Linked DNA regions of Homo sapiens: all the other regions are linked to region 3. Evidence: chromatin contacts called from ENCODE Hi-C or POLR2A ChIA-PET data. All regions are on one chromosome and are shown on one strand. The core of a region is the stretch at or near the end of the contact, and the rest is flanking DNA. Distances in the headings are between cores, read along the strand shown.

Evidence for each region. Hi-C counts contacts between places; a loop is a spot of excess contacts on that map. ChIA-PET counts read pairs that join two places held with the same protein, here RNA polymerase II (POLR2A). Pooled maps may share reads with other maps.
Region 1: a loop to region 3 is called in a map of gastrocnemius medialis, with 7 times the contacts of the local background. The contact joins the promoter of ID3 here to the promoter of ARID1A in region 3. A Hi-C loop is called at or near these places in 1 of 168 maps with a recorded cell type or tissue (gastrocnemius medialis) and 2 of 50 pooled maps. POLR2A ChIA-PET finds 5 or more read pairs at or near these places in 1 of 52 experiments (IMR-90).
Region 2: a pooled map shows a loop between it and region 3 (6-fold over the local background). The contact joins the promoter of HNRNPR here to the promoter of ARID1A in region 3. A Hi-C loop is called at or near these places in 2 of 50 pooled maps. POLR2A ChIA-PET finds 5 or more read pairs at or near these places in 2 of 52 experiments (Caco-2 and T-cell).

What each region holds. Positions count from the first base shown.
Region 1 is chr1:23,558,251-23,561,724 of GRCh38, reverse strand. ID3 (inhibitor of DNA binding 3) reads left to right here and starts at 2,224. Exons shown (of 3, transcript NM_002167.5): 1 at 2,224-2,598; 2 at 2,706-2,790; 3 at 3,310-3,474. The coding sequence starts at 2,299. The coding sequence ends at 2,765. All of the region lies in intron 2 of LOC124903876 (a long non-coding RNA gene), which reads right to left. RefSeq lists silencers at 1,911-2,157, 2,025-2,284 and an enhancer at 3,225-3,354.
Region 2 is chr1:23,342,887-23,346,231 of GRCh38, reverse strand. It overlaps HNRNPR (heterogeneous nuclear ribonucleoprotein R), which reads left to right and starts at 1,948. Exons shown (of 11, transcript NM_005826.5): 1 at 1,948-2,021. RefSeq lists silencers at 1,406-1,525, 2,036-2,395, 2,406-2,475 and an enhancer at 1,431-2,015.
Region 3 is chr1:26,693,866-26,697,264 of GRCh38, reverse strand. It overlaps ARID1A (AT-rich interaction domain 1A), which reads right to left and starts at 1,250. Exons shown (of 20, transcript NM_006015.6): 1 at 1-1,250. The coding sequence starts at 861. LOC124900417 (translation initiation factor IF-2-like) reads left to right here and starts at 860. Exons shown (of 2, transcript XM_047439473.1): 1 at 860-1,048; 2 at 1,300-3,399. The coding sequence starts at 860. The coding sequence ends at 1,986. It overlaps LOC101928728 (a long non-coding RNA gene), which reads left to right and starts at 3,134. Exons shown (of 1, transcript NR_135804.1): 1 at 3,134-3,399. RefSeq lists silencers at 1-236, 287-616, 987-1,146, 1,237-1,566 and enhancers at 545-1,480, 1,481-2,417.

The DNA.
Region 1 (3,474 bases), core at 975-3,474, 3.1 Mb after region 3:
CACAACTGGCCCATGCTGGGTCCCCCAGGCAGTAAGAAGACTAAGATCAGATGGAGTGAACACATCAAGTGCTTTGCAGAGAAGAGGCATTCAATAATTATCGAATGAATGAATGAGTAGACCCAATTAGTTCCATTTTATAGATGGGAAAATAGAAGCACCCAGGATAACTCAGCCAAAGTCTACACAATTAGTTTAAACAAAAAAAGAAGAAGAAGAAGAAGAATGGGCATTTGCACAGAAATCTGCCTGGCCCGTGATTTTTCTAGAACCCTCTGGACTTGACCGTTTTGCCACAGAAGTCTGCAAGATAGGAAAAGAAGGATCTTCTCTTCGGTTATTCAGGAGTTCCTACAGCCATTATTTTGCCTTTCCTGACCAAATAGCTGGCACTTGACGGCTGTAGCATGTAAAGACTGACTTGCCCACTCACAGGTTTTCTTCCTCTTTTCTTACTGAAGAGCCTGTCCTTGAAAAAAACATTCCAGGAAGAAATCTTTCTTGGGCCACAGAGCCCTGTGGTTTGATGGAAAAGAACGAGGCTTCAAGACTGGCTCTGCTATTACTTGTAGTGTGACATTGGGCATGTCTTAAATGCCTTCCTTGGGCCCCTCAGCATCTTTCACCTACATATCCAAATTTCACACAACCTTGGACTTCTACAATTGGAAAGGATTTTAAATAATCACTTAGTACCATCGTCTATTTTACTCACAAGGCAATTAAAGCCAGAGTACCTGGGCTTGTTCAAGATTACATGACAAATTATTGTCAGGGCTAGCATGATGAACCCAGGGCTCTCAATTCCCAGTCAGTGTCCTTTTCAACCGTTTTGCGACTCTCTTTGGCTCTGAGCCCCCCTTGTCCTGTTAATCAGTGCCACACATTATCGAACTCTTGTTTCCTGTGTTAATCTTGTCTCCCCAAATTGTGAGATTCTTGAAAGCAGGAGCCACTGTTTTATGCGGAGGGACTCCATAAATATTCACCAATGATTCATTAGGAAAGCAACTATTGGGGGAATCCCACTTGGTCATTTCCAAAATGGAAAGCAGCATCTTGGAAGTGCAGGTCCCCAAATGTCTAGGGAGGTGACAAGAAGGCAAGCAAAGAATCAAAGAATACTGAGCACAGTGTCCTGTTGCAATACAGGACTTAGTTTGCCGGCCCTCTGGTTCCTTTCCTGGTCTTTCAGATGGAGCTGGAGCTACTTCAGCAGGGCTAAGAATAATCAAGTCCAGGTGGCCTGCCCTTCCATAGCAGAAAGGGACAGACAATAGAGCAATGAAATTACCACTGTTTTCTACACAGAGGTGTGTGGAAAGTGAAGAGAGGGGAAGTTAAGAAATTTGCTGACCCAATTGGGTGGGGGGGGGCTCTTAAAAAGGTTTATGTAGAAATTGTCCCATCTGTGCCTCCATATTTAAAACCTTGTCCAAAATTCTAATTGAACTCACAAAGCACAACTGTGCATATATTTAGTTCGTTATGGAGTTTATGGGGCAGAGGGTCCAGGCTCCTTTTTTCCCCATGCAAAAAGCATGGGCTCAAGCTTTCTTCTTTTCCCCTGTTGCTCAAATAAATAGTGTTCTTTGCTCAAACCCCCTTTCCCTCCTCCTTCTGCAATCTCAGCGCCTAGCGCAAATCTGTTTTCTTCATTGTAACCTCAGCTTCACCGCAATTAATTTTTTTTCCCTCTGGTCACAAGATAATTCCTGACGCCAGTGAGTCTGGAGGTCAGACGAACAGCAAATTGGGGAACAAGGCGGCACTAATTCCTTACAAGTTTCCCTTGAAAAATCTTTCGCTTAAAAAAAACGGGGGGTGGGGGGAGCTTCTTTGCTGTTCAGGGATTTATGACCTCGGAGGAGCTGTGGCTCGAACCAGTGTTGGGCTAAAGGCGGACTGGCAGGGGGCAGGGAAGCTCAAAGATCTGGGGTGCTGCCAGGAAAAAGCAAATTCTGGAAGTTAATGGTTTTGAGTGATTTTTAAATCCTTGCTGGCGGAGAGGCCCGCCTCTCCCCGGTATCAGCGCTTCCTCATTCTTTGAATCCGCGGCTCCGCGGTCTTCGGCGTCAGACCAGCCGGAGGAAGCCTGTTTGCAATTTAAGCGGGCTGTGAACGCCCAGGGCCGGCGGGGGCAGGGCCGAGGCGGGCCATTTTGAATAAAGAGGCGTGCCTTCCAGGCAGGCTCTATAAGTGACCGCCGCGGCGAGCGTGCGCGCGTTGCAGGTCACTGTAGCGGGACTTCTTTTGGTTTTCTTTCTCTTTGGGGCACCTCTGGACTCACTCCCCAGCATGAAGGCGCTGAGCCCGGTGCGCGGCTGCTACGAGGCGGTGTGCTGCCTGTCGGAACGCAGTCTGGCCATCGCCCGGGGCCGAGGGAAGGGCCCGGCAGCTGAGGAGCCGCTGAGCTTGCTGGACGACATGAACCACTGCTACTCCCGCCTGCGGGAACTGGTACCCGGAGTCCCGAGAGGCACTCAGCTTAGCCAGGTGGAAATCCTACAGCGCGTCATCGACTACATTCTCGACCTGCAGGTAGTCCTGGCCGAGCCAGCCCCTGGACCCCCTGATGGCCCCCACCTTCCCATCCAGGTAAGCCTCGAAGTCGGGACAGGGCTGAACACCCAGGCAAGGATGCTGCGGGACCCTCGGAGCTCCCGATTGCCTCGCGTAACTCTTCCCTCTTTTCCTCTAATCAGACAGCCGAGCTCACTCCGGAACTTGTCATCTCCAACGACAAAAGGAGCTTTTGCCACTGACTCGGCCGTGTCCTGACACCTCCAGGTGAGTATCTCCTCTCTTGGAGAGGGAGGTTTAAACGGCAAGTCCTGGAGTTGGCAGACGTTTTGAAAAATTGCCACTCACTCGGTTTAGGGAAACTGAGGCCAGAGAGGGACAAGTGACTTGCCCATGGTTGCATCAAATGAATGGCAGAGTCAGTTTCCATGTGATGTGCATTTAAGCCTTAAATGCGCCTGGGCCCTGCCCTCCCGCAGTGGCCGAGGGTCTGGCAAAGTAGACATGGGTCCGACTAAATACAAGTCTTTCTGTTCCATGTTGTATAGGGAGCTGTCTTCGGCAGCCCCCTCCCAGCTAGTGTCAATTCCAAGTAGGAGGGGTAGCGCAAGCTCCGCCTGTGGTCTTTGGCGCCAACTGGGTGGGGGCAGCGTGGGGCGCGGAGTTATCAGCTGGAGGTACAGACCAAGTTTCCTCCCTGGCGCCGGCCAGTCTGCGGACGGCCCCCGCCTCGGCACGCTCGGCGGAAACTGACTGCTCCTTGGTCTTCTTTCCTCCCCCGCCCAGAACGCAGGTGCTGGCGCCCGTTCTGCCTGGGACCCCGGGAACCTCTCCTGCCGGAAGCCGGACGGCAGGGATGGGCCCCAACTTCGCCCTGCCCACTTGACTTCACCAAATCCCTTCCTGGAGACTAAACCTGGTGCTCAGGAGCGAAGGACTGTGAACTTGTGG
Region 2 (3,345 bases), core at 699-3,198, 3.4 Mb after region 3:
TTCGTCATTTAATATGATTTTTCTTAAAGACTCCCAACATTTCTTTCTTTCCTTCTTCCTTTCTTTTCCTTTTCTTTCCTTTTCTTCTCTCTCTCTGTCTTTCTCTCTTTCTTTCTAGAAGGAGTTTCACTCTTGTCGCCCAGGTTGGAGTGCAATGGCGCAATCCCGGCTACTGCAACCTCCGCCTCCCGGGTTCAAGCGATACTCCTGCCTCAGCCTCTCAAGTAGCTGGAATTACATGCACGCGCCACCACGCTCGGCTAATTTGTGTATTTTTAGTAGAGACGGGGTTTCACTATGTTGGCCAGGCTGGTCTCGAACTCCTGTGCTCAAGTGATCGTCCACTTCGGCCTCCCTAAGTGCTGGAATTACAGGCGTGAGCCACCGCGCCCGGCCTAAGACTCCCAGCATTTCTGTAAATCTCACACCCCATAACACAAAACTTGGATCTACCCAGAGATTTAACTTGGTACTGGGCACATAGTAGTCGTTTTCAATATTTCTTTTTCTTTTTTTTTTTTTTTAAGACGGAGTTTCGCTGTTGTTCCCTAGGGTGGAGTGCAGTGGTGCGATATTGGCTCACTGCAACCTCCGCCTCCCGGGTTCAAGCGATTTTTCTGCCTCAGCCTCCGGAGTAGGTGGGTTTACAGGCACGTGCCACCACACCGGGCTAATTTTTGTATTTTTAGTAGAGGCAGGGTTTCACCATGTTGATCAGGCTGGTCTCGAACTTCTGACCGATACACCCGCCTCGGCCTCCCAAAGTGCTGGGATTACAGGCATGAGCTACCACGCCCCGCCCGTTTTCAATAATTAAATATAGGTTTGTAGGTTCTGAGAAATTTAATCATCCTTGAGTGCATCTGGAAATCTGCAGACCACTGCTTGACTTCCTCCACTTCCTAAGGGTGGGGCATTGGAGTTTGGGGTTGGGAAAAAAGCGCTTGCACCACAGAAGTGAGTTCGGAAGGTTTCTATGAGACGAGACAGGTTTGGACTAAGGACAGGGAACAAATCAGTAGGAATGGCAGGTGAGAAATAGGTTTAGGACTAACACGAATTATAGTGTCCTTTGGGAATTACCCCTTTCCCCTGCATGGCTCTTTTGGCTTCAGAGATGTATATAGCTGCTTTATTTTATGAATATCAAGTAGCTCCAAACCCTGTGGGGAAAAGCTCCCTGCTCTATCACTTGTGTTACACATTGCTTTTGAGTCATTTTAACGATTTCCCTCACAGTCTGCCACCAACGATGTGTGGACGGCAGCCAGGGAGGGAAAGAGGCATTTCTCCGATCGTTCCAAGGAATGATTATCTAGACAAAATCCTCAGCAAAATGACGAGCCAAATCATCCTTAAATCGTGTGCTCACTAGAGGCGAAAAGATGACCGAAAGAGGCCCGAACGCGTGGCTATGGGCGTGTCTGGGGGGAACGCCGGCCGCGGGGGTGCGAGGGAGGACTCGGGGGCTAAGGGCGGCCGGTGGCGGGACGCAAGCGCCATGGCGGAGCTGGGCCAGTGCTGACCATAGGGGGCGGGGCTCCGGAGGCGGCCACGCGGCGCGAGGCCTAGATTTTCGGCCTCGCATCGGCGGCAGACGAAGAGGGAGGAGCTTCGTCCACCCAGGACCCAGCGCCCCCAAGCCTTGCAGCCACCAAGGGCTTCCACCACAGACCCCTTTGTGTGCCTGCCCCCGCCCCGGAGGCGCCCCAGCCAGGGGCGCTGAGCACCCTCATTGGTTCAGCCGGCAGCTTCATCGATTGGCTCTCGAGTCGTCCGGCGTGGTCCGTTTTGCCTGGATACTACTGGTCGTCTGAGCTGCCTGTCAGGCCGCCTCGCCAAGCGATTGCCCCGTAGCTCGGAGTCCCTGGAAGCAGTTCCGGGAAACCCCGCGTGCTGCCGGGATCGCGTCTCAGTCCATCAGGGGGGGGAGGGGGTGGCGCGCGCGCCATTTCTAGTCGTTTTCAAAGCGCCTCGCGCTGATTCTCACGGGCCCGGCTGCCGGCCCCCGCTCTGCCCTGGTGAGTCTCGCGCCGGCCCGTGGGGGGAGGGGCCGGGAGCCCCGATGCGACCCGACTCAGCCCGGGCTCCGTGCCTGGTCCCGTTTCGTTTGCGCTCCGAGGCCCCGGGGTGGGGGTGGGGACGGGCTGGGGGCGGCTTCGGTCTAGTCCGCCCGCGCGGCTGTGGGCCTAGCCCGGCCGAAACGCTTCTCGCCCTCGCTCTTCCTCCCCCCGCCCCTTTAGCCCGCGGTCCGGCCCGCTGGGCGCTCTCCGCGCGGCCTGCTGGGGCCGGCCGTGCTTTTCCCGCCTCCGCTCGCTGCTCCATGCGGCCGGATCCCGCGAAGGGCCTGAGGCGCCCGCGGCCCTGCCGCTTCTCCCCGCCGGAGCCGCTTCGCTCCCGCCGCGGCCGGCCTAGCCCGAGAGGGATGTGCTGATGATCCGGACGGGCCTGAGGGGATGGGGGTGGGGGGCGGAAGGCGGGGTGCAGATCCCAGGGTTATCTGAGCCGGGAGAAAAGTTTTGTGTGAGCAGAAACCGAAAGGCCGATTTGTGTGGGAAGCCTCCCTCCCCTCCCACATTCTGCATGCCGCGGGCTGAGATTTGAAGGAAAAAATGACTACTAGAGGCCGTAGAACTTAGGCTCCAAGCGGCGCCTGAAATGGATAATTCTGAGACTGTCAGAGGCGCACCAAATTGGAAAGGCGATCCTTTTTCTTACACGGTAGTGGCCGTATTGCCAAATTTTTAAAAAAGCCCAGGGCTTCTTGGAAGGTTCAGTCCTTTCACACTACCTGTTTGAGATTTTTGCAGTCCTCAAGTGGCTGAATTGATGTCTCATGAGTCAGTCGTAGGATGAGAGCTCGACACTCCTAAGCCATGAGATAACCGTTAGTCTCATTTCGTTGGTTCTTTTAAAGCCCGTCTCTTAATATGAAGAATTTGCACAGAGAGGTTCAGAAAAAGTCAGGGAGGAGTTAGTGCTGACATCCCGAATCTCCCAGCAGCCCTTTTAAATCTTTAAATGTCTCCTTTTTTTTTGCAAAAATGTTTAGATCAAATGACTCCAGTCACGTTAGTATATTTGCTGCATCCAGAAATATGGTTTGGCTGTGTGGCATTGTGTTGAATGCCACATTTGAATGAGTTTCAAATGGTCTCATATGACATAAAAAGTCTTTTCAAAATGAGCATTTTGTATTTGGCTTGAAGAGAGAGGGCTTTCCTTGATCCGAAGGTTTTATTTTCTGGAATCTAATTATTTTACGGTTTTTTTGTTAAAATTTACAAACTTTTTTTGAAAATTTTAACCAATTTCAGTATCAACTTGTAGAGCCTTTGCAATGAA
Region 3 (3,399 bases), core at 1-2,500:
GGGAGTTCCCCCGCCGGCCGCGGAGGGGCCGCCTCCCCCCATGGCCCCGAAGCGCTGCTGAGCGAAGGACGAAGACGACGAGGAGGCGGAGGCGCTGGAGGAGGGAGGCGGCTTGGAGCCGGCAGCCGCCGCCGCGCCGGAGCCCGGAGTGCCACCTCTCGGGGAGCTCAGCGCGTAGGCCGGGGCGGGCGGGGGGTAGGCGCTGCGGTTGGGGTAGTAGGAGTTGTACTGGTGGTTGGGGAAGCCGTGGTCGTGAGAGTTCTGCTGGGGCCCCGCGTAGGGCTCCAGGCCCCCGCCGCCGCCGCTCTGCAGCGCTGCCAGGCCAGGGCTTTGTTGTCCGCCATGTTGTTGGTGGAAGACGGCGGCCGCGGCGGCGGCGACGGCAGACGGGCTCCGGCCGTAGGGTTGCCCGAAGCCGTAGGCTGGGGGCGGCAAGGCGGCCGCGGCTGAGTGAGGAGGCGCCCCCACCCCATCGCTGCTGCCGCCACCGCCGCCGCCGGGCGGCTCCGTGAGGTTATTGTTCAGGGCGGGCCTAGGGCCCGCGTTCCCGTTCGAGTTCTTCAGGTCCGGCTCCGCGCCGGGCCCGCCGCCGCTGCCGGCTCCGCCGCCGCCGCCACCCCCATTGCTCTCGGCCCCGTCCTGCAGCTCCTTTCCCAGCGGCTGCGGCGGCCCCACGGCGGGGCCCTCGCTTTCCTGCCCGGCGGCTGCCTTCATTTCCCCGCGCTCGGCCGCTGCCGCCGCCGCCGCCTCGCCCCCCGCCTCCTCCCGCTGCTGCTGCTCGGCTTTCTTCAGCTCCGAGGGCGGCGGCGGCGGCGGGTTGCCCAGGCTGCTGGCGGCGGCGGGGGCGACCTGCGCGGCCATGATCCCCGCTGTCTCGTCCGCGGAGAGACCCGGCCCTGTCTTCGTCTTCTCCCCCCCTCCCACCCCGCCCCGGGGCCCAGTCCCCCGGGCTGCCCTCCCCACCCGCCCGGGCGGGCCTCGCGGGGCTCCGCTGCTGCGCTGCGCTCGCTCCTCTCCCCCCCGCCCCGCCGGCTCAGGCTCCGGGCTGGCGGCGGCGGAGGAGGAGGAGGCGGCGGCGGCGGCCGAGGCGCCGGCGGCTCAGCTGCTCCCGGCTCTGTAGGCTCGGGACCCGGCTCTCCCGGCTCATTCCCCCCAAGCCCTTGCCTGGGAATGAGGGGGGCGGTGGAGGCTCCGCTCCCCAGGGCCTGGCCCCGCTGTGACTCTCCGCTTTCTGCTGCCGGAGAAAGGAGGAGGGAGGGAGGGAGGGAGGCGAGGGGGAGGGGGCGGGGAGGGAGGGAGGGAGCGGGGGGAGGGGGACCCGGGACGGGCGGGCTGGAGGGCGCGCGGCAGCAGCCGGGGCGCCGGGAGCCAGAGTCAGAGCGCGGGCCGAGCCCGGCGCCCTGCCTCCCCTCGCCAGCTGCGGCTTGGGTCGAGGCTGCTGCGCGGCAGCGGGCGGGCGAGCAAGCGGTCGGCCGGACTGAGCGGCTAGAGCGCCCCACTCTCCTCCGAGTCCCCCTCACTCCGACACGAGGCTCAGCACTGCCATTTTACCCAGCGCCGTCGCGGCCGCCTGGCAAACCCGGAGTGGAGAGCGGAGCGGGCGCAGGCCGTGGAACGGACTCGCTCCCTTCCCTTCACAAAGGAGGAGGGGAGAGAACAAGCCGCGGCGGCGGCAGGCCCTCAGCCGCTTTCGCTAGGCAGCGCCGCCGCCGAAGGCTTCGGAGAAAACCCGGCCCGGAGCCCGCGCATCTCTGGAGCCTGCGCCGCCTCCCTCCCGGCGTCCCTATCCAGGTCTGTCCCCTCCCGGCCGTACCGAGGGGAGCGGGCAGCGTGAACTTTACCCGCGGCTGCAAAATTGGCCAGAGCCTGAGACCGCGGCCGCCTCGGCCCAGCCCTGACCCCCTGGCAGCGGGCCCGGTCCGTTGGCTGCTGCTTAGCACCTCTACAGCACTTTTCGTCTTCAAAGCCTTCTACGGACCCCGCTAAAGACCCAACCTTTTTTACCCTCTTTGCAAGCCCGAAAGAATGACTGATCATTGTTCAGACGATTCGTTTCCCACTCGCCTGCCCTCATTAGCCGGTCCTTACAAGGCTCTGGGGGCATGAGGTCCGGATTATCCCCATTTTACAGAATTGAAAGAGAGGGGAGGGAACTGCCTGTCACTTAAAGTCAGAGGGCAGAGGAGGGTGACTTTAAAAAGAAGTGGAGTCACCAAAGCTGCCTTCGGTCTACTTGCCTTTAAAAAAAAAAAAATCAAGTTGTGAGCACATTCAACAATGGGATCAGAATATCAAAATGGATTTGAAGTCAAAACTGATCATCTCACCACTAACTTAAAATGGAGGCCACTGAAGTTGCTTTAGGAGCATAGAACAGTTACCCAGCAGGAAAACCTAAACACCGTTTCTCACTCCCTCTTAAGAAAACTTAGCCTACCATGACAAGTAGCCCCAGTCTCCAAAGACAGTACCTTCTAATACTGAAAACCCACAGAAGAGGCTCCAGGGACTGCAGGAACCTGAGTGTTCAAACCATTACAGAAGAGAGATGCAGAAAATGGAAACCATTTTCTCCTTGAAGAAAAGGCACAGTCCAACAAGTCACTTAGAAAATGGATGCTTGTCAGATTTGTTTTCTATCCTGTAGCGTAAAGATTGTTTAAAGTTTACCATTACATTCTAAGAGACCCCGATTGAGCTGGAGTTGGGTAGAAGGCCAGGTTTATCTGAAAAGATCGACATACACAGAAAGCTCCAGTGTTCTCCTGATCTACAGGCCCCACCAAATCCCAGCAGCAGCCTTTTCTTCCTCAGGCTGACTTGGAATGTTCTGATATGACAGGCTACAAAAGCCAGAGGGGATTCCAGCTCCTCACCAGACCCAAGGCTGCCTTGGGAAAGGCCCAGGCCAGTGTTCCTAGACACCAGGATCTCTTTTCCCCCTCAGATTTTGTAAAGGGAGACTTCATGGCCACAGGAGCATTATCTTAGATTATGCAGGACCCGGGAGTGCTGGCAATGTCCCTGGTCACTATGAATAATTCCAAAGCCTGAACTCATTTCTCTCCCCAAGAAAACTTACTGCATCCTACACCAGAAAGGCAAAACCTTCCTGTTAATCTAAGAGTGATGAGATTTAAAAAAAAAAAAAATCCCACAGTTTTATTCTTCTCCCCTCCCCCGGCCTCAAGCCAAGAACCAAACCAGCCTACCAAGAAGATCCGACTGACTGGTATGGGCCAGTGCCCTCTTTTCACTCACAGTCCTCAGGGGCAACAACTCTCCCCGGTGCATTAGGTCCTAGAAACCAAATTATAGGCTGCCTCATAAATAGAGCTTGGCTATTTAATCAACTGCCCCTGAGCTGGCAAACAGTCCTGAGTCCTGCACACAAATGAG